Regions from separate parts of the Homo sapiens genome. Here region 1 is linked to region 2. Evidence: chromatin loops called from intact Hi-C (ENCODE). Cell type or tissue: mammary epithelial cell. All regions are shown on one strand. Links, peaks and the distances in the headings refer to the core of each region. The heading gives the core; the rest is flanking DNA. Region 1 has its middle 8.1 kb from the start of ST6GAL1. Region 2 overlaps ADIPOQ (adiponectin, C1Q and collagen domain containing).

Region 1 (8,768 bases), core at 1-8,000, 72 kb after region 2:
TTCTGAGAGTGTAGTAAGATCTTCCAGTAATACCTTAGGTTTTTCTCACATGGTAAAGAGGAAACACTAACATAAGACCCTCCTGTGGCCCTGAGATCTTTGATCTGGTCCATGGCCTGTAATTTCTGGGTTAAACATGAGAAAGCTGTCTCCACACTGCTTCTTTTTCAGTATGCACAGATGTGAGTGGAAATCTTTTAGAGGCTAAAAAGCAGTGCTAACTTTCTCACTGCTACATATTTGTTTCATAAAGTAGGTAATCACAGTTACAATGATTTTTTTTTTTTTTTTTTTTTGAGACAGAGTCTCGCTCTGTTGCCCAGGCTGGAGTGCAGTGGTTCGATCTCAGCTCACTGTAATCTCCATCTCCCGGGTTCAAGCAATTCTCCTGCCTCAGCCTCCTGAGTAGCTGGGACTATAGATGCCTGCCACCACGCCCGGCTAATTTTTGTATATTTAGTAGAGATGGGGTTTCACCATGTTGGCCAGGCTGGTCTTGAACTCCTGACTTCAAGTGATCCGCCTGCCCCTGCCTCCCAAAGTTCTGGGATTACAGGCGTGAGCCACCGCGCCCAGGCAGGTGTTTTGTTTTGAATGAGATTAAAGGATGAAAGAGGAACAAAAAAGAAAGGAAGAAGAGGAGGAGGAGGCTTCCTATGCCAGGCCCTAGGCATCTGGGTTTTCTGCATTGGTCCTAGGGTTAAAAAAAGTTAATTGTTCACCTCCTTCTGATTGGTTTCACATCTAATAATTATAATACCTTTCTCCTTTTGTGTATGTAGTTGATATACAGCCTGCCACCGCACACACCAGCATTATTGCTGATCTTTGCTGTGATCCTTCGAGGAATGCAGTGCCTCCATTTCACAGATTCAGAGAAGCTAAGGGCCTTTTTAAAAGCTATCTGGCTGGTAAAAAGCAAGACAGGAAGCAAACTCCATTCTGCTTGGCCCCAAAGAACTCCTGAAGCATCACCACAGCACTGAGTTAGCTGTGGTCTCATTAGTTACCTAAGGAATGAACTGTCAGCAGCCGATGGAGAGGCACACTGCAGAGACATGGCCTTTTTGGAGTTTTTTTTTGTTTTTTTTTGTTTTTTTTTTGAGATGGAGTCTCACTCTGTCTCCCAGGCTGGAGTGCAGTGGTGCGATCTAGGCTCACTGCAACCTCTGCCTCCCGGGTTCAAGTGATTCTCCTGCCTCAGCCTCCTGAGTAGCTGGCATTACAGGTGCCCGCCACCACGCTCGGCTAATTTTTTTTGTATTTTTAGTAGAGACGGGGTTTCACCATGTTGGCCAGGTTGGTCTCGAACCCCTGACCTCATGATCTGCCCGCCTTGATCTCCCAAAATGCTGGGATAACAGACGTGAGTCACCGTGCCTGGCCCATTTTGGAGTTTTATTAAAGACCTTGGAGGGGATTAGAGATGGAAATGTCAACTAAGAAGAGCAAGCCTATTTCCTGGCCATGAATGGAGTTAGGAGAGACACTTCCTTCCCTCCCTACCTCTGTGGTCCTTGGCCAAAGTTTGGGGAATGGCTAGTGAGGAGGGAAGGTTCCAATCTGATTTAATTTACAACTCTAAATCTGATAAAGAAAATTTTGTCCTGATTTGTGGACTTATTTATGTAAAACAAAGTGTGTTTCCATGAAACACCTAATGCGTATTTATTTGAAACGGTATTAAAAACCAAATTCCAGGCCAGGCGCGGTGGCTCACGCTTGTAACCCCAGCACTTTGGGAGGCCGAGGCGGGTGGATCACCTGAGGTTGGGAGTTCGAGACCAGCCTGACCAACATGGAGAAACCCCGGCTCTACTAAAAATACAAAATTAGCCGGGCATGGTGGCGCATGCCTGTAATCCCAGCTACTCAGGAGGCTGAGGCAGGAGAATTGCTTCAACCCGGGAGGTGGAGTTTGTGGTGAGCTAAGATCACACCAAAGCACTCTAGCCTGGGCAACAAGAGGGAAACTCTGTCTCTAAATAAATAAATAAATAAATAAAAATAAAAAATAAAAAACAAAAACCAAATTCCATTTAGCTATATATCAAATACATGAGAAAACAAAAGGTACAGTCCCAGGAATTTCTGCATGTGTCTACAAGACTTCAGAGAAGGAAGAGATCAATGTGGATGCCAGGCTTCCAGGAGGAGCTTAGGATTGAACCAGACCTTAGAGGATGGCTTGAAGGCAGAGAGAGATGAAGGAGGCTTTTCAGAGCAATGAAGAAGCGAGTCCTAGTGGTAGAGACAGTGAGGAGACAGTCAGGTCATCCTCTCCTCACTTTGCCTCCAATGAAAAACAGATGAGCCTATTGGTTAAAGAGTGGCTTTGAAGTCATACACATCCTAGTTCAATTTCCAGCTTTGCAATTACAAGCCTTTGGCCAGTTATTCAAACTTCCTAAGCCTTAGTAATCTCATTTCCAAATGCGGTTAATGACGCACACCTCCCAGGATCTTTATGAGGATTAAATATCATAACCATTTCAGCTCCTGCTTCAGTAATTTGAGGAAGTCATTATTATCTCTTAGATCATTCTGGAATATCCAGATACAAATCTCAACCACGCTCTATTTCACCTCAGTAATCAATGGAAATTACAATTTCTTCTAGCTCATGAGATCTTTGAAGCAGTAAAACTACCTCAACCCTCTATGTCAAAACCACTGCGGTGAAGGAAATGTGTTATCATAAGTCCAGATTCACACAAAGCCATCTCAAATGAGTGTCTTCCTTCTTCTCCCCAGACTTCTGGCCATTCTCTATAATCTCCACTTATCACTTTACACATTTTTCTTGGCACTTTGAAAAGACAGGCTGAAAACCCAGGCTAATGATCCCTGAGCAGTATGAAAAGTCAGAAAATAATGAGCAGGTCCTGATTCCTCTCAGGGGCCTCATTATGAAGGACAAGCCACTGAAATTTCTGCTTTTTCTCAAGTCTTTTGTTCTTTATACATTTTTCTGGGCTACCCTCTGGCCCCTTATTAGCATTTACAACAGAATCAGAAGATTTGGGCTCTAGTCCAACTGCTGCCGCTTATTAGCTAGGTGATCTTTGGCAAGTTATTGTACTTTCTAGACCTCAGTTGATTTCTCAGTAAAATAAGGATCAATCAAAAAATGTATAGGAATGCACCTCGCAAGTCCTCTAAATGTGTAATGCATATTAAAGTGAGTAGATGAATCAAGCAGGTGTATTGTACCCCTTTCAGCTTAACCCAACCACCAGAGAAGTCCCAGATTCTGCAACAAAATACCTCTTCAATAGTCCACTCTGAATGTGGACTGAAGACCTCTGCATCTATTCTGGGGAAGAAAATGAGTTTCCTAATAACGATCCTTCCTGTAAGTTTGAGAAAAGCGTCACAGAGGAACCCGGTCTGTAGAATTACAGCCCAGCTGATGGGTTGGGACCCCAAGCAGATTGGATCCAACCCTTTGAATATAATCATATATATGGTTAATACAAGTGCCTGTGCTTACATTCCCCCAGACAGTCACAGACACACACAAATCTTCCACCTCAGTGGGCCTGAGCTGGAGTCCCTGCCTCCTGGATGAAGTTCTGGGGCCTCCACGTCATGGCCTTGTCTGAGCCTGTCTGGTTAGAGAAGTGCAGGCTCTTATTATCATTATAGACTGCCTGCTTGGTAATTGAACTGGACAGCTGAGTGCTTTATGATATCACCAAGTAAGACTGTAATGGATAAGGCTGCACTGTTCAGGGGCTATTTCCTGCACTGAACCATTTCAGTGCTTCCCAAATGCACATGTTATTGTCCGAACACTTAGACCTCAGCAGAGCTGGTTACAGGTTAATCCAAATCACCACCTCCTCCATCAGCTCCTGCCAGGAGGATGCTGAGGCTGTACGCTCAGGGATTTTTTTTTTCCTCTTTTTTCTTTTCCTTCAAGAAACAGAATCAATACACATGTGCACTCAGGTTTCTAATAGCGAGCTGTCAAAGTTTAACCTTGAGCCCTGTACAAAGAGGGACTAGAAAATTAATGTAGTTTCGTAGGGAGGTGTTTAAACTTTAGGCAATAACTTTTTGTTTTCCTGCTTCAGGTTTATTTGTGCAAATAGCACAGAAGGACCCCAGCCCCGTGCAGATGGCAGCCGGCGGGGGCTGGGGGAGGGGGGCGGTTGCACCAGTCCTTCTGTCCTCATGTTGGCAGACAGAGATATCTACTCTGAAGCCTTTGTAGGGGCCTGAGCACCTTTGGGAGCCTGAGCTGGAGTTGAAGCTGGAGCTGCAGCCTGGACCTTGGTTTGGTCCTTGGCCTTGGCCTTTGGCCGGCACAGCCTGAGCCCCTTGGCAACGCGGGCACGAGCACGCTTCCCAAGCTTGGGGTGGGGAATGTAGGCAAGTCGATTGAGCTTGTGGCTGACATCCTTTGGGATCTTGGGCTTAGCCTCCTTGGGCTTCACAAGGGCCCTGATAGCCTCGGCATGTGCACTCATGGCCTCGGCACTGTTGGCCTGCATCTTCTTTAGGCTCTTCTTGTTGTGCTTCTTGGCAAAGCACATGTTCCTCAGGAACTTGGGGTCGACCCCCTTAAGAGATTCGTATCTTTGTGATCAGGCTTTCTTGATACCATTTCTGTGCCATTTTTGGGACTGGTTGTGTGTGGTGTGGTTCTTGGACTTGGCCATGTCTGCACTTTAAGCTGTGGCTCCTGAAGCACCTACAATCGGAAGAGCAGGAAATAGCTTAATGATAAGAAATGTGGCTTTTTCCAAAGGTTATTGCCCAGCTATTTGTGTTTAATTAACTACCGGTGATGATAATCAATGAGACTGTTGCTGAGGCTGTAACCACGCCTCTGCTGTCTAAAGCCCACAGTCCCTTGGCAAAGGGTTCCTCACTCAGGGCAGCACCAGCAGAGAAAGCTCCCTTGGTGAAGGAGCACGAACATGTTCAGGCATGGTTGGTGGCTTTTTCCCTTTGGAGGAATTTCTTTGTGAGAAGCTAGAAAGAGCCTTAGAGGTAACCCAGTGGACTTGTCTGTAAACCCTGCAGCTCATCAGCCTTGCCTGGGAAATTTGTTAACAATTATAGATACCCAGCGTCTGACCCCAGAACCATTATATCCTGGGGAGGAGAATGAGCATTTATACTATAAACAATTTCAGCAGGTGACTCCAAAGTTCAGCCAGGCTTGAAAACAACTTATTTTGTCCAACTGCCCTTGTTCATAAAGTAGTAAACTGAGAACAAGAAAGGGCAAGTGCCTTAGCTGAGGTCTGCAGGCTGGTTGTGAGAGTTTAATGTGGAATGCAGGCCTGCTGTCTCCTAAACTGGTGTGCTGTGTGTTATGTGGCCTCTCTCATAAAATATTGGCTCTCCTTGGGGTGAGATGTAGAAAACACATGTGAGTAAAACACAGTCAGTGATGGGGTAATCCTTTTAACTGAATGTTCAAGTCACCAGGACTCAGCGCTGGCCGTCACTTGCTGTAACTAGTCATATATTTTGGTTAAGAATTCAGCATCACTGGGTGGGTGCCGTGGCTCATGCCTGTAATCCAGCACTTTGGGAGGCTGAGGTGGGCGGATCACCTGAGGTCAGGAGTTCAAGACCAGCCTGGCCCACATGGTGAAACCCTGTCTCTACTAAAATACAAAAATTAGCTGGGTGTGGTGGCGGGTGCCTGTAATCCCAGCTACTCGGGAGGCTGAGGCAAGAGAATTGCTTGAACCTAGGAGGCGGAGGTTGCAGTGAGCCAGGATCGCACCACTGCACTCCAACCTGAGAGACAGAGCGAGACTCCATCTAAAAAAAAAAAAAAAAAAGAAATCAGCTTCACTGGCTGTGTGCCACGGCCCATGCCTGTAATCGCAGTACTTTGGGAGGGTGAAGCGGGCAGATGACTTGAGATCAGAAATTCGAGACCAGCTTGGGCAGCATGTTGAAACCCCGTCTCTACAAAAAACACAAAAAATTAGCTTGTTGTGATACAGGCGCCCGCCACCATGCCTGGCTAATTTTTTGTATTTTTAGTAGAGACAAGGTTTCACTATGTTGGCCAGGCTGGTCTCGAACTCTTGACCTCAGGATCCACCAGCCTCTGCCTCCCCACGTGCTGAGATTACAGGCGTGACCAAAAACAACCTTAATTTCCAGCTGTAGGAGAATGGTTGAATAATTTACGACGCATTCACATATTGTTAATAGCTACCGCTTATTCTGTGCTTACTGTGCCAGGTATTGCTTTAAGCACTTTTCTTGTTATTAATTAATTTATTTTTTTTGAGACAGAGTCTCTCTCTGTTGACCAGGCTAGAGTGCAATGGCGTGATCTCAGCTCACTGTAACCTCCACCTCCCAGGTTCAAGCAATTCTCCCTGCCTCAGCCTCCTGAGTAGCTGGGATTATAGGTGCCCACCACCATGCCTGGCTAATTTTTGTACTTTTTAGTAGAGACGGGGTTTCGCCATGTTGGCCAGGCTGGTCTTGAACTCCTGACCTCAGTTGATCCATCTGTCTCAGCCTCCCAAAGTGGTGGGATTACAGGTATGAACCACCATGCCCGGCCCATGTATTAGTTAAAATAACTTTATGGGGCAGATACTATTATCCTTACTTTACAGTTAAGGAAACAGAGCCAGAGAAGTTAAGTAATTTGTCCAAAGTCACCAAGCTAGGAGGTAGAAGAGTCAGGATTCAAACCTGACTTGAGAATCCTCTCAACCACGAAACTGTCTCTTGTATAGCCAACCATTAGTACAATAAACCACTAATAATTTGCTGAAGAATGCTTGCTTTGCATGTAATAAGGGCTAAACTGAATGACTACATTTATTGTTAAATACACATAGGAAATGCTTATGACATATTTAAATGGGGGAGAAAAGCCGGATATCACTGTACATACATTATAATTTTAACTATAGAAAGTTGCAGAAAAATGCCCAGGAAGAAAACAGGCCAAATGGTTCAATTCTGTTTGTGGTTGATGGGCTGACAATTTTTCCTCCTTGCTTCTTTAACTTTGTCTGACTTTTCTGAATTTTCTAAAGCAAATGTTAACTGTAACATCAGAAAAAACACTATTAAAAACATGAGACCTTACGGACGCAGGCTCGGGACAGATCACCACCAGGCAGCAAACACTGATCCTCCTCCACTCAAAGAAATTAACTGCAAAGAACTTTCATTGACCTGTGTAACCTCTTGCACAAAACATTGACTATCCCTACGATTTATTCTAACTGTCATCCTTAGATCATTAATACATAGGAGGCAATTTCTACTTTGGTTCTGATAGAAGTCTCCCAAGAGAAGCCAATTTCCTGAATCTTTTTGAGAGAATTTATTATAAGCATCTTTGCTTCCTCAGAGTCCCCGAGCTCTTGTATTCCCTGCCATTATCAGTGTATCTGGTCTCCTGGGCATAGCTTATGAGTAGATGTTCAATACATGAAAATCATTATTACGAACTGAGATATTTTGCTAAAACACATGTGATTTGGGAACAGAGTCTTGGTTTCTCCTCGTATCTTCCCAGGGACTTAGGATGGGGTTGGACACAGAAGATAATTGGGTGAAGGGCAGCCTAACTACTCATGTGCCCACATGATACGTATATGTCTATTTCTCTGACCTATCCTGATCTCGCCATGCCCATGTTCTACTCTGAGGTTTCTGGAGCCAGCAAGTCACTTCTTGCTGTACTTGGGGCTGTGGGGCCAGCCATCCTCCCAGTCTTGTGGCTGTGATCCTTTCATGAGACCTGTTTCTAGTTTCCAGCCCCTGCATTCTAGCACTCTTCTTCTCTGCCCCCACTCTGCTTTATCAGCCCATCTGTGCAGGTCTGCCTCACAGCAATCAGCAGGAGCCATCCCTGTGTGCTTAAATTAGAGATGCTGTTATTCTCTCTCTCTCTCTTTTAATAAAGAAAAGGAAGTCATTTCTTATAGTTATGGAGGCTGAGGAGTCCAAGGTCAATGGACTGTATCTGGTGAGAGCTTTCATGCAAGTGGGGAGTCTGCAGAGTTCTATAGTGGCACAGGGCATCACACGGCAAGGGGGCTGAGCATGCTGCTATTTTCTTTCTACTTTTAAACTTGAGTTCTACAGACTTAGTAGACTAGCTGTGAACATATATATATATATATATATATATATATATATATATATATATATATATATATATAAAATCATCCATAAGGCTGGCAGCACTGAAAGCCAACATGGTGGGCACAGGCAAACCACAGTTCTTTTAGGCCCCGAACCTATCCTCATATTAGACAACATGTACTGAAGAGGAGACGTGATATGAAGAGGAGAGCTGTGAGGTTTATTTAAGGAACTTGATGAACATCTGTAGTGGGTGGGGAAGAAAGATTTGGGAGGAAATTTTCAACTGCTTATTGTCTTTTTTTTTTCCCCTCATGAAACATCACCTCCAATTCAAGAGTGTTATGAACATATTATTTGCAAGTGGATTGTTGTAAATGAAAATTATGTGTATTAATCCGTAAGATGTCTGAAATGATGACTGAGCAATGCATTACCTAAAAATATTATATATTGGCTAAGGTTGAGGTCAAGGGTTGGGGGAGGGATGGGGAATGTGTTAGTCTGTTTGGGCTGCTATAACAAAAACACCATAAATCGGGTGGCTTGTAAACAACAGGAGTTTATTGCTTATGGTTTTAGAGGCTGGTAAGTCCAACATTAAAATAATGGCAGACTTGGTGTTCAGAGAAGGCTCAGTCTCCTGGTCATAAGTGGTACCTTCTAGCTGCAGC
Region 2 (9,564 bases), core at 844-8,843:
TTTTTATTTTTTTTGAGACAGAGTTTCACACTTGTCACCTAGGCTGGAGTGCAGTGGCGCGATCTCAGCTCACTGCAACCTCTGCCTCATGGATTCAAGTGATTCTCCTGCCTCAGCCTCCCAAGTAGCTGGAATTACAGGTGCCCGCTACCACGCCTGACTAATTTTTGTATTTTTGGTAGAGACGGGATTTCACCATGTTGTCCAGGCTGGTCTGAAACTCCTGACATCAGGTAATCCACCCACCTCAGCCTCCCAAAGTGCTGGGATTACAGGCATGAGCCACTGCGCCCGGCCCATTTTGACTTTTAAAAATGGGAGTTTGATATAATTCAATCCAGTGGTTGAATTAGCTAGCATCGTTCCCTCTCCAAGTCTCAGGTTCTCCTACACGTTAGAGTCAAAAGCAGGGCTATGGGAAGATTAAGTAAAATAAATTTTGAAAATGCCTTATGAAAATTACACTCCAAAGAACTCGCGCCAGTGTCAGTGTTCTCATGTTCCTCATCTCACATGATCACATTTCGCGGATTAGGAAGCTGAGTCTGAGAAGCTCCGTGTAGTGCTTTTTCGGAGGCACCGTGATGTGATGGAAGGCTCACTCGTTAGGAAGTCAGAACAGAGTCTCTGAGGGATCATCTCCTTAATCTGTCAGTTTCCTCATCTCTGAAGTTGGGCTCATTTCCTTCCTTCATGGAGTTATTGTAAAGATGAAGATAAATAACGTGTAAAATCTAGCATGGGAACTGGCTTCTATAAGGTTCTAATAAGTGCATTCCTACTCCTTCCCCTCAGCCTTCCCATTTGTAAAAGCAAGGCAGGGGTGAGGTGATTTCTGGGGCTCCTTTTGGCTCTGACATTTGAGGATTTTGTATACTTTTTTTTTTTTGAGACAGAGTCTTGCTCTGTCACCCAGGTTGGAGTGCAGCTCAATGCAAATTCCGCCTCCCAGGCTCAAGCAATTCTTATGTCTCAGCCTCCTGAGTACCTGGGATTACAGGCAGGCACCACCACCCCCAGCTAATTTTTTTGTATTTTCAGTAGAGACGGGGTTTTGCCATATTGGCCAGGCTGGTCTTGAACTCCTGACTTCATGTGACCCACCCATCTCAGCCTCCCAAAGTGCTGAGATGACAGGTGTGAGCTACCGTGCCTGGCCAATTTTGTGTGCTTTAATGCCCTTTTCTGCTGGAAGAGTTGGCACCAGGTTTGGTGATCTCTTTCCCCCACACGGCTCTGCCTCCTGCCAGTCCCAGAGGGGACCCTGTCCTTGCATTTCACAGGATTCTGCTGTTGCAACTGAAATTCCAGTAGGTCAAAGTGAAATTTCTCATACACTTTAACATGAAGATAAATGATCACAGTATGGCCCTTTAGGATCCTGAGAACATCACGGTCATCCCCTGGTATAATTTTAAAAGCAGATGAATCCATGCCTGTGCGAGGTTTGCCAGGAAAGCCAGTGCTGGGATTACAGTGGAAGTCTTTTTATGCTACTTTTTTCTTGTATCCCTCACCCCATGGGGTGGCATATTGAAAGGCAGGATGTGTGACCACGATACTTTTCTCCTCCTGGACTATGTCTAAGAGTCTGTTATTGGGTTCTGAAGATCAGAGTTTAATTTCCGACTCCTCTCTGTGTAGCTCTGGGATCTTGGAAAGCCACTTAACCTTTCTGAAGTCCCCTTTCCTCATCTCTAAAATGCATACACTCATCACTAACATTTACTGAGCACTGACATGTGCCAGACACCATTCTAAGCATTTTACACAGACTACACCATTTGATCTTCCAACAAACAGAACACTGAAACGCATTACAGGTCAGAACAAATGATTTGTGCCTAAGCACCAAGACCGTAGAGCCCGTGCTCCCTATTCTACCCTATCCTGTCTCTCAAAATGATTGTGAGAATCGAATGAGACACTAGGTGAGAAAAGGGTTTTATAAATAGCATTTTAAAAATTTTTTAAAGTCCACAAAATTTTTAATTTTAATACAGATAAAATAGATCCCTTTGTTTTATAAAAAGTAACAAAATTTGTTATACAACAACTATGTTATTTATTAATTTTGCCTTTTTGTATGCTGCCAGGAAAGAAACATTAAGAAATCTTAAATTGATTATGGTGAATCAGAAGGTCTGCCTGGACTTTTTATTGCTCTAACTGTACAGCTGATCATACTACCTCATTTTTTTTTATGACACTTCAAGGGTGCGCTTAGCTTCATCACTCCTTCGTTGCCAAAAGCTTTGTGACCAAAAACAATTAAGCAGATTCCTGAGTCACTAAATGACACATAACCAGAGTTGAGACTTAGGAACTTTTAGTGCCATGCTAAGCCCACAGGGACACAACAAATAGCATTTTACAAAGGCAAAGAATTGTGACACTTGAGATTTAGCTTGTTGATCCTTGTAAAAGTTTTCTTTTTAGGCATAATTGAGTTTTAGATCATAGTACTCACTATTACTTAGTAATAATTTTTTTCTGATAGAAATACAGTGTAACAGGCCGGGCGCAGTGGCTCATGCCTGTAATCCCAGCACTTTGGGAGGCCGAGGCGGGCGGATCACTTGAGGTCAGGAGTTTGAGACCAGCCCGGCCAACATGGTGAAATCCCATCTCTACTAAAAATACAAAAAATTAGCCAGGTGTGGTCGTGGATTCCTGTGATCCCAGCTACTTGGGAGGGTGAGGCAGGAGCATCAGTTGAACCCAGGAGGCGGAGGTTGCAGTGAGCCAAGATGGTGCCATTGCACTCCAGCCTGGGCCACAAAGCGAGACTCCACTTCAGAAACAAAAAAAAAAGAGAGAGAGAAAAGAAGGAAGGAAGGAAGGAAGGAAGGAAAGAAGGAAGGAAGGAAGGAAAGAAGGAAGGAAGGAAGGAAGGAAAGAAGGAAGGAAGGAAAGAAGGAAGGAAGGAAAGAAGGAAGGAAGGAAGGAAGGGTAACAAGCAAAGTGTAACAATGGCAATATCTAAAAAAATAGGTATTTTTATATGTTTGTCGTTTTATATATATGACCCCCACTTTAGAGATGAGGAAACTGAGAGATTAAGGAAACGATCCCTGAGAGACTCTGTTCTGACTTCCAAATCGGTGAGCTTTCCATCGCATCACGGTGCCTCCGAAAGCATGACACGGAGCTTCTCAGACTCAGCTTCCTAATCCGCTAAACGGGATTATGTGAGATGAGGAACATGAGAACGCTGACATGGGTGAGGGTTCCTTGGAGTATCATTTTCATGTGGCATTTTCAAAACTTATTTTACCTAATCTTCCCAAAGCCCTGCTTTTGACTCTAATGTGTCTCCTGAGACTTGGAGAGCGCAAGATGCTAGCGACAGAGCAAGACTCCATCTCCAGATAAATAAATAAGTAAAATAAAAAAGAACACAAATAATTTTGAAAATTTTTTTGAAAATTAGGCACGTTTGCACTGACCTTCAATTGTTATTAATTGCTGGTTTCCCACCCAGAATTAAGTTGGAATGCAACTTTCTTTTACAATCAGAGTCCGTTCTTGGTCTTGGAAACTTCTGAGGCTCCTGTGCTAATCACACTCTTGTATTTTTGGCACCTCTACCCCGTGCCACTGTCATGGAACCCAGGCTGATCGCACCTATTAGTGGAGAAATCTGTCCATAATACTGAAGTTTGGGGACAAACAGTGTTCCCTTAGGGTAGGAGAAAGAGATCTTTATTTTTGACAAAGGGGGAGGAGCCAGAAAACTCCAGAGACCCCTGAGTTTGCCCTCTCTCCAAGGTTTGGGGTAAGCCCCCCGTCACCCTTTATCTCTGGGGCTTTCACATATTCTGGATTCTCTCCTCCTGTTTCCCAGCAGAAAAGGATGGAGCCTCACAGATTCTTCCCATTTCTGGAGAAAAACATGCATGGAGCTCAAAGTTCTTCTCAGGAGTTTTATTGCCAAAGCCATAATAAGAAAGGGTGGAGGTGACAAGCAGTGAGGAAGTTTAAAGATGCATGAAATCTGTAAAGTCTCAGAACAAGAATTCTCCTAAAATGCAAAAGGGGCTTTGCTGGTCTCCCCTTGGCTTCTCATGTAGCTCACCTCTTTTTTCTTATCTTGAGACTAGTCAAACCTAAGCTGTTTCTCATTTTATTTCCAGAAGCTATTGAGAACACTCTCCTGAATTCTTCAAATTCAGTAGAGGGCGACAAATGTACATATAAATGATGGTAGTGGGTCTTAAATAAAGACTCATGACACCTAAAGGGGCAGCACCTGAGTCTGATTGCACCTGTTTCTGTTGCTGTTTCTGTCTCTCTTCTCTCTGTCTGCCATTTCATTATCAATGGTTACTTTACTTATAAGATCATATTAGAACCTGATATTTGATAAATGATGCATCAGATCTATAGTGAGAGAAAAAATTAATGCAATTAAAGGTGTTGTAACAGCTAGTCTTCAAGTGGGGAGAAATCATTTGAGTACCTTAGGTCACAGCTTACATCAAAACAAAAAATCAGAGCTACATTAAAAAGTGAAATTTTAACTATATCAAACAATAGAAAAAAACAGAAGAAAATTGAATACTTACTAAATCTTAGCATGAATAAGAACTGTTTAACACTTAGAGGCAAGGACTGGGCGTGGTGGCTCATGCTTTTAATCCCAGGACTTTGGGAGCCCAAGGCGGGCGGATCACCTGAGGTCAGGAGTTTGAGACTAGCCTGGCCAACATGGTGAAACCCCGTCTCTACTAAAAAATGCAAAAATTAGCTGCGTGTGGTGGTGCATGCCTGTAATCTCAGCTACTTGGGAGGCTAAGGCATGAGAATCGCTTGAACCTGGGAGGTGGAGGCTGTAGTGAGCCGAGATTGTGCCACTGCACTACAGCCTGGGTGACAGTGTGAAATCCTCTCTCTCAAAAAAAAAAAAAAAAAAAAGCAAACTAGAGCAGTGAGGTACCATTATTTCCTTTGCTCACTAAACTGACAACACACAAATGTTTTTTATAATACCCAAAGCTGATGAGGGTAGTTAAGGTATGCCCTTTTATACACACACTAATGATGTACTACTGGTTGGCAGTATAACATATGCTGCCATGTGGGGATATGTATCAGGAGACTTAAAAATGTGCATACCTTTTGGTCCAGTAATTTACTTCTGGGAATCTGTCATAACAGAATAATAATCTTGGGGAAAGCTACATGCCTAAGGATATTTAAAATATTATTTAAAAATCAAAGTATAATTTCTTACAGAATATAAAATAATATTTTAAAATGAAAATATGCTAAAAGTTTGATGAAATATAAATGGTCAAATATATATTGATTATATCCACTTACTAGACTAGCACTCACTCTGAGACGTTAAAAATAGTCATTATAAAAACTAGAAAATGCCAAAGACAAAATAAAGGAATAAAGTTTTACATAAAGTATGATTCCACTATGTTTAAAAATAAACAGAGACATTCTTGGAGTTGAGTATTGTTTTCTTTTCTGTCATGTCCAAAGAACTATATAACTATTATTTTTAATGAACTATATATGTAATATATACATATAGTTTATATGTATATACAAAATTTATCTCATATATATGATAAAGATGAAAGATGAGTTGGATGTGCCACGTGAAGAGGGTAGTATAGAACCCCAGGTAATGGGGCATAGGAGTGGGATTCCAGATACCAGGCCCATGTTTTTGGGGTGAGATTGCCAATCACGGTCTTTCTTCCATCCCTCACAGAGGAGTAGGTTTGTCTTCAACAAACCTTCAGTTGTCCTGAAGACAAACCTAATTCTGGAGACTTCATATAATCTAGAAGAGACAAGCAAACTGATGAAAAATAGTGAATTTTTAAGGTAAAATAAAGTACATGGACTACACTTTGTTTAGAATCAGATTCTTGGGATTAACCACATTAACCCACAGAGGGTCTTAGTGATGCCTCTAATCCAGGATCCTAGGACCTATTTCTCTCTGTGAGATGCTTTCTCCCAACTCCTTGGTGAGAGTGGGAAGACTAAGACCTCAGCAATCTGAGGTGGAGGCCTAAGATCCCCCTAAGATCGGAGGCAGAATCTGAGAGGGGATAAAAGTCCCTATACCTGTATTGGGCCCTTTTCTGGGAGGGGGATATCAAAGAATGATTTTGAGACAGGGAGGCTTTTGACTACCTGTGCCACTTGAGCTCTTTGCTAGGGCTCCAGAATACATATTTCAAATACATTCCCCCTCCCTCCTTCCTTCCCTCTTCCACTCTTCCTTTTTATCTTCCTTTCTTCTTTTCCTTCCTCCTTCCCTTCCTTTCTCTGGCTCTCTCATGATTTCTTTTCCTCATTATAAAAGTGCTTATTTAGTCCCTACTCTGCTATTAGTGTGTTAGTCTTTGTCCCCTGGTACTTGCTGTTTAATGGAGAAATGGGTGAGCAAAACAGAAATTACAGCAGAGTGCAATGATAGAGCTAAGCCAGGTGTATAAATCCATTCTCACACTGCTGTAAAAAACTACTTGAGACTGGGTAATTTATAAAGAAAAGAGGTTTAATTGACTCACAGTTCCACAGGCTGTACAGGAAGCATGGCTGGGGAGGCCTCAGAAAACTTACAATCATGGTGGAAGAAAGAGCGAAGGGGAAGCAAGCACATCACACAGCAGCAGGAGAGAGAGAGAGAAAGAGAGAGAGAGAGAATATAGGGGAAGTGCTACACACTTTCAACCAGATCTTGTGAGAATTCACCTACTATCATGAGAACAGCAAGGGATAAGTCTGCCTCCATGATTCAGTCACCTCCTACCAGGCCCCTTCTCCAACACATGTCGACGTGCTATTTGGGTGGGGACACAGACCCAAACCATATTACCAGGGCACTGGAGAAACACAGAGGGGAAAGAACCAGCCAAGGAGTGAGATGGAGAACAAGGAGGACTTCTTGAAACAGATGACATCCAAACTGGGTCCTGAAAGCTGAATAGAGATTAGACAGGGGAGGAGGGGCAGCTAAAGATGGCTCAGGCAAACAAAGGGCCAGGGGATATGTTCATGGGATGATGTGTCTCTCGTTGTCTGCTTAACACAAGGTGAGTCTCTCCCTCCCTCTCTCTCTCTTTTTCTCTGTGTGTGTTTGTGTGTGTGCATGTGTGCAAATGTAATATACCCAATAGTCAAACATGTGCCCCAGGAGAGGGGTAGAGGAAGAAAGAGAATGAGAGAGTAAGAAGGAGGAATAGACACAGAAAATGAGAGAGAAGGGGGGAAAGAAAAAGAAGAAAGGAGCCAGAGGAGAGAAGCTGGTTAGCATTGAATGGAGCAATCTGTGTCATCGTACTTGGGAAACCCAAGGATGGATTCTTGGCAAGTCGACTCTTGGAGCTTTCCCTGTGCTTGGTCCTGTGCTCAGACATGGGAAAATTAGAGGAGTGTCATCTGTGCAATCACTGAATTCATAATCTTGGTGAGGAAAGGAGACTACACACAGGGAATAATGCTAAGTATTACAGATTTCAGGGCAGAAAGAGATCAAGGTGGGCTGCAATATTCAGAAAAGTCTTCCTGGAAAAGTTGAATACTTAGAAAGCAGCTCCTAGAAGTAGACTCTGCTGAGATGGACGGAGTCCTTTGTAGGTCCCAACTGGGTGTGTGTGTGGGGTCTGTCTCTCCATGGCTGACAGTGCACATGTGGATTCCAGGGCTCAGGATGCTGTTGCTGGGAGCTGTTCTACTGCTATTAGCTCTGCCCGGTCATGACCAGGAAACCACGACTCAAGGGCCCGGAGTCCTGCTTCCCCTGCCCAAGGGGGCCTGCACAGGTTGGATGGCGGGCATCCCAGGGCATCCGGGCCATAATGGGGCCCCAGGCCGTGATGGCAGAGATGGCACCCCTGGTGAGAAGGGTGAGAAAGGAGATCCAGGTAAGAATGTTTCTGGCCTCTTTCATCACAGACCTCCTACACTGATATAAACTATATGAAGGCATTCATTATTAACTAAGGCCTAGACACAGGGAGAAAGCAAAGCTTTTTTATGTTAACCATAAGCAACCTGAAGTGATTTGGGGTTGGTCTTCCAAGGATGAGTGTAGATGGTGCCTCTATAACCAAGACTTTGGCTTTGCTGCATCTGCAGCTCCTTTTCCATCCCCTTTCCCATCTTCACCCTCATCCCTATTCCCAGTACATTCATATTCTGATTCCTCTTTCTGTCTGCTTAACTTCCATTTCACCCAGTGGCATTCAACCACATTTACTGCACACCCCCTGAAAGGCTCAGTCCTGCCTTTGGGGAACTCTTGATCTAGGTAAGATGTCTAATGTGCAAGGCTCTGTTGGTGGTTACTACAAGAAAGTCTACTCTAAAAATGTCAAACTGAATGTGAACAAGTATTCAAAGTATGGAGCATAGAGAAAATATACTCACCGTGGACCTGATGAAGAATGAAGGCTTCAAGGAGGAGGCAGAGCTTCAGCTAGGCCTTGAATGATGGGTAGGCAGAATAGAGGAGGAGAGACATCCTAGATGGAGGGGGTAGAATTGCAAAACCAGGGTTGATGGTGCCAGCACATAAAGGGCTGGCAGGGTGGAGGGTCTATGATAGAGACCTATAGGAGATAAAGATAGAGTTGAAATTATGGGAGCCTCCATGTCTGTGGGAGATATAGAAGGAGGAGGTAACACCTCTCTCCTTTTGGGAGCTCTTATTGGTTTCTTGATCTATAAGTCAAGAAGGTTGTGAGTGGGAGCCACAGGGATGGTAATTTAGGCTGTAACCAACCTAGGCAGGAGTTCTGTTCTTTGTAGTCACTGAGGTCTTCTCATTCCTTAGGTCTTATTGGTCCTAAGGGAGACATCGGTGAAACCGGAGTACCCGGGGCTGAAGGTCCCCGAGGCTTTCCGGGAATCCAAGGCAGGAAAGGAGAACCTGGAGAAGGTGCCTATGTATACCGCTCAGCATTCAGTGTGGGATTGGAGACTTACGTTACTATCCCCAACATGCCCATTCGCTTTACCAAGATCTTCTACAATCAGCAAAACCACTATGATGGCTCCACTGGTAAATTCCACTGCAACATTCCTGGGCTGTACTACTTTGCCTACCACATCACAGTCTATATGAAGGATGTGAAGGTCAGCCTCTTCAAGAAGGACAAGGCTATGCTCTTCACCTATGATCAGTACCAGGAAAATAATGTGGACCAGGCCTCCGGCTCTGTGCTCCTGCATCTGGAGGTGGGCGACCAAGTCTGGCTCCAGGTGTATGGGGAAGGAGAGCGTAATGGACTCTATGCTGATAATGACAATGACTCCACCTTCACAGGCTTTCTTCTCTACCATGACACCAACTGATCACCACTAACTCAGAGCCTCCTCCAGGCCAAACAGCCCCAAAGTCAATTAAAGGCTTTCAGTACGGTTAGGAAGTTGATTATTATTTAGTTGGAGGCCTTTAGATATTATTCATTCATTTACTCATTCATTTATTCATTCATTCATCGAGTAACTTTAAAAAAATCATATGCTATGTTCCCAGTCCTGGGGAGCTTCACAAACATGACCAGATAACTGACTAGAAAGAAGTAG

What was found. Hi-C counts contacts between places; a loop is a spot of excess contacts. Peaks named below come from ENCODE experiments on the same cell type or tissue, not always from the same donor. Only the 100,000 strongest peaks of a DNase experiment are listed, where the experiment ranks them.
Region 1: a loop joins it to region 2, with 6 times the contacts of the local background. A loop is called at or near these places in 54 of 110 quality-filtered maps.

Annotation. Positions count from the first base shown.
Region 1 is chr3:186,918,087-186,926,854 of GRCh38, forward strand. It overlaps the pseudogene RPL29P9. Among named protein-coding and RNA genes, the nearest start is that of ST6GAL1, 8.1 kb to the right of the region's middle. In mammary epithelial cell, for the core only: no CTCF peak of the experiment used is centred there; DNase peaks (open chromatin) are centred at 4,935 and 5,345; H3K27ac peaks cover 952 bases.
Region 2 is chr3:186,845,375-186,854,938 of GRCh38, forward strand. It overlaps ADIPOQ (adiponectin, C1Q and collagen domain containing), which reads left to right. Exons shown (of 3, transcript NM_004797.4): 2 at 7,677-7,898; 3 at 8,810-9,564. The coding sequence starts at 7,685. The coding sequence ends at 9,330. It overlaps ADIPOQ-AS1 (ADIPOQ antisense RNA 1), which reads right to left. Exons shown (of 4, transcript NR_046662.2): 2 at 8,759-9,564; 3 at 8,404-8,498; 4 at 6,512-7,868. Among named protein-coding and RNA genes, the nearest start is that of ADIPOQ, 7.4 kb to the left of the region's middle. RefSeq lists enhancers at 1-7,676, 419-466 and a silencer at 532-3,350. In mammary epithelial cell, for the core only: a CTCF peak has its summit at 4,179 (motif pointing right); no DNase peak of the experiment used is centred there; H3K27me3 peaks cover 169 bases.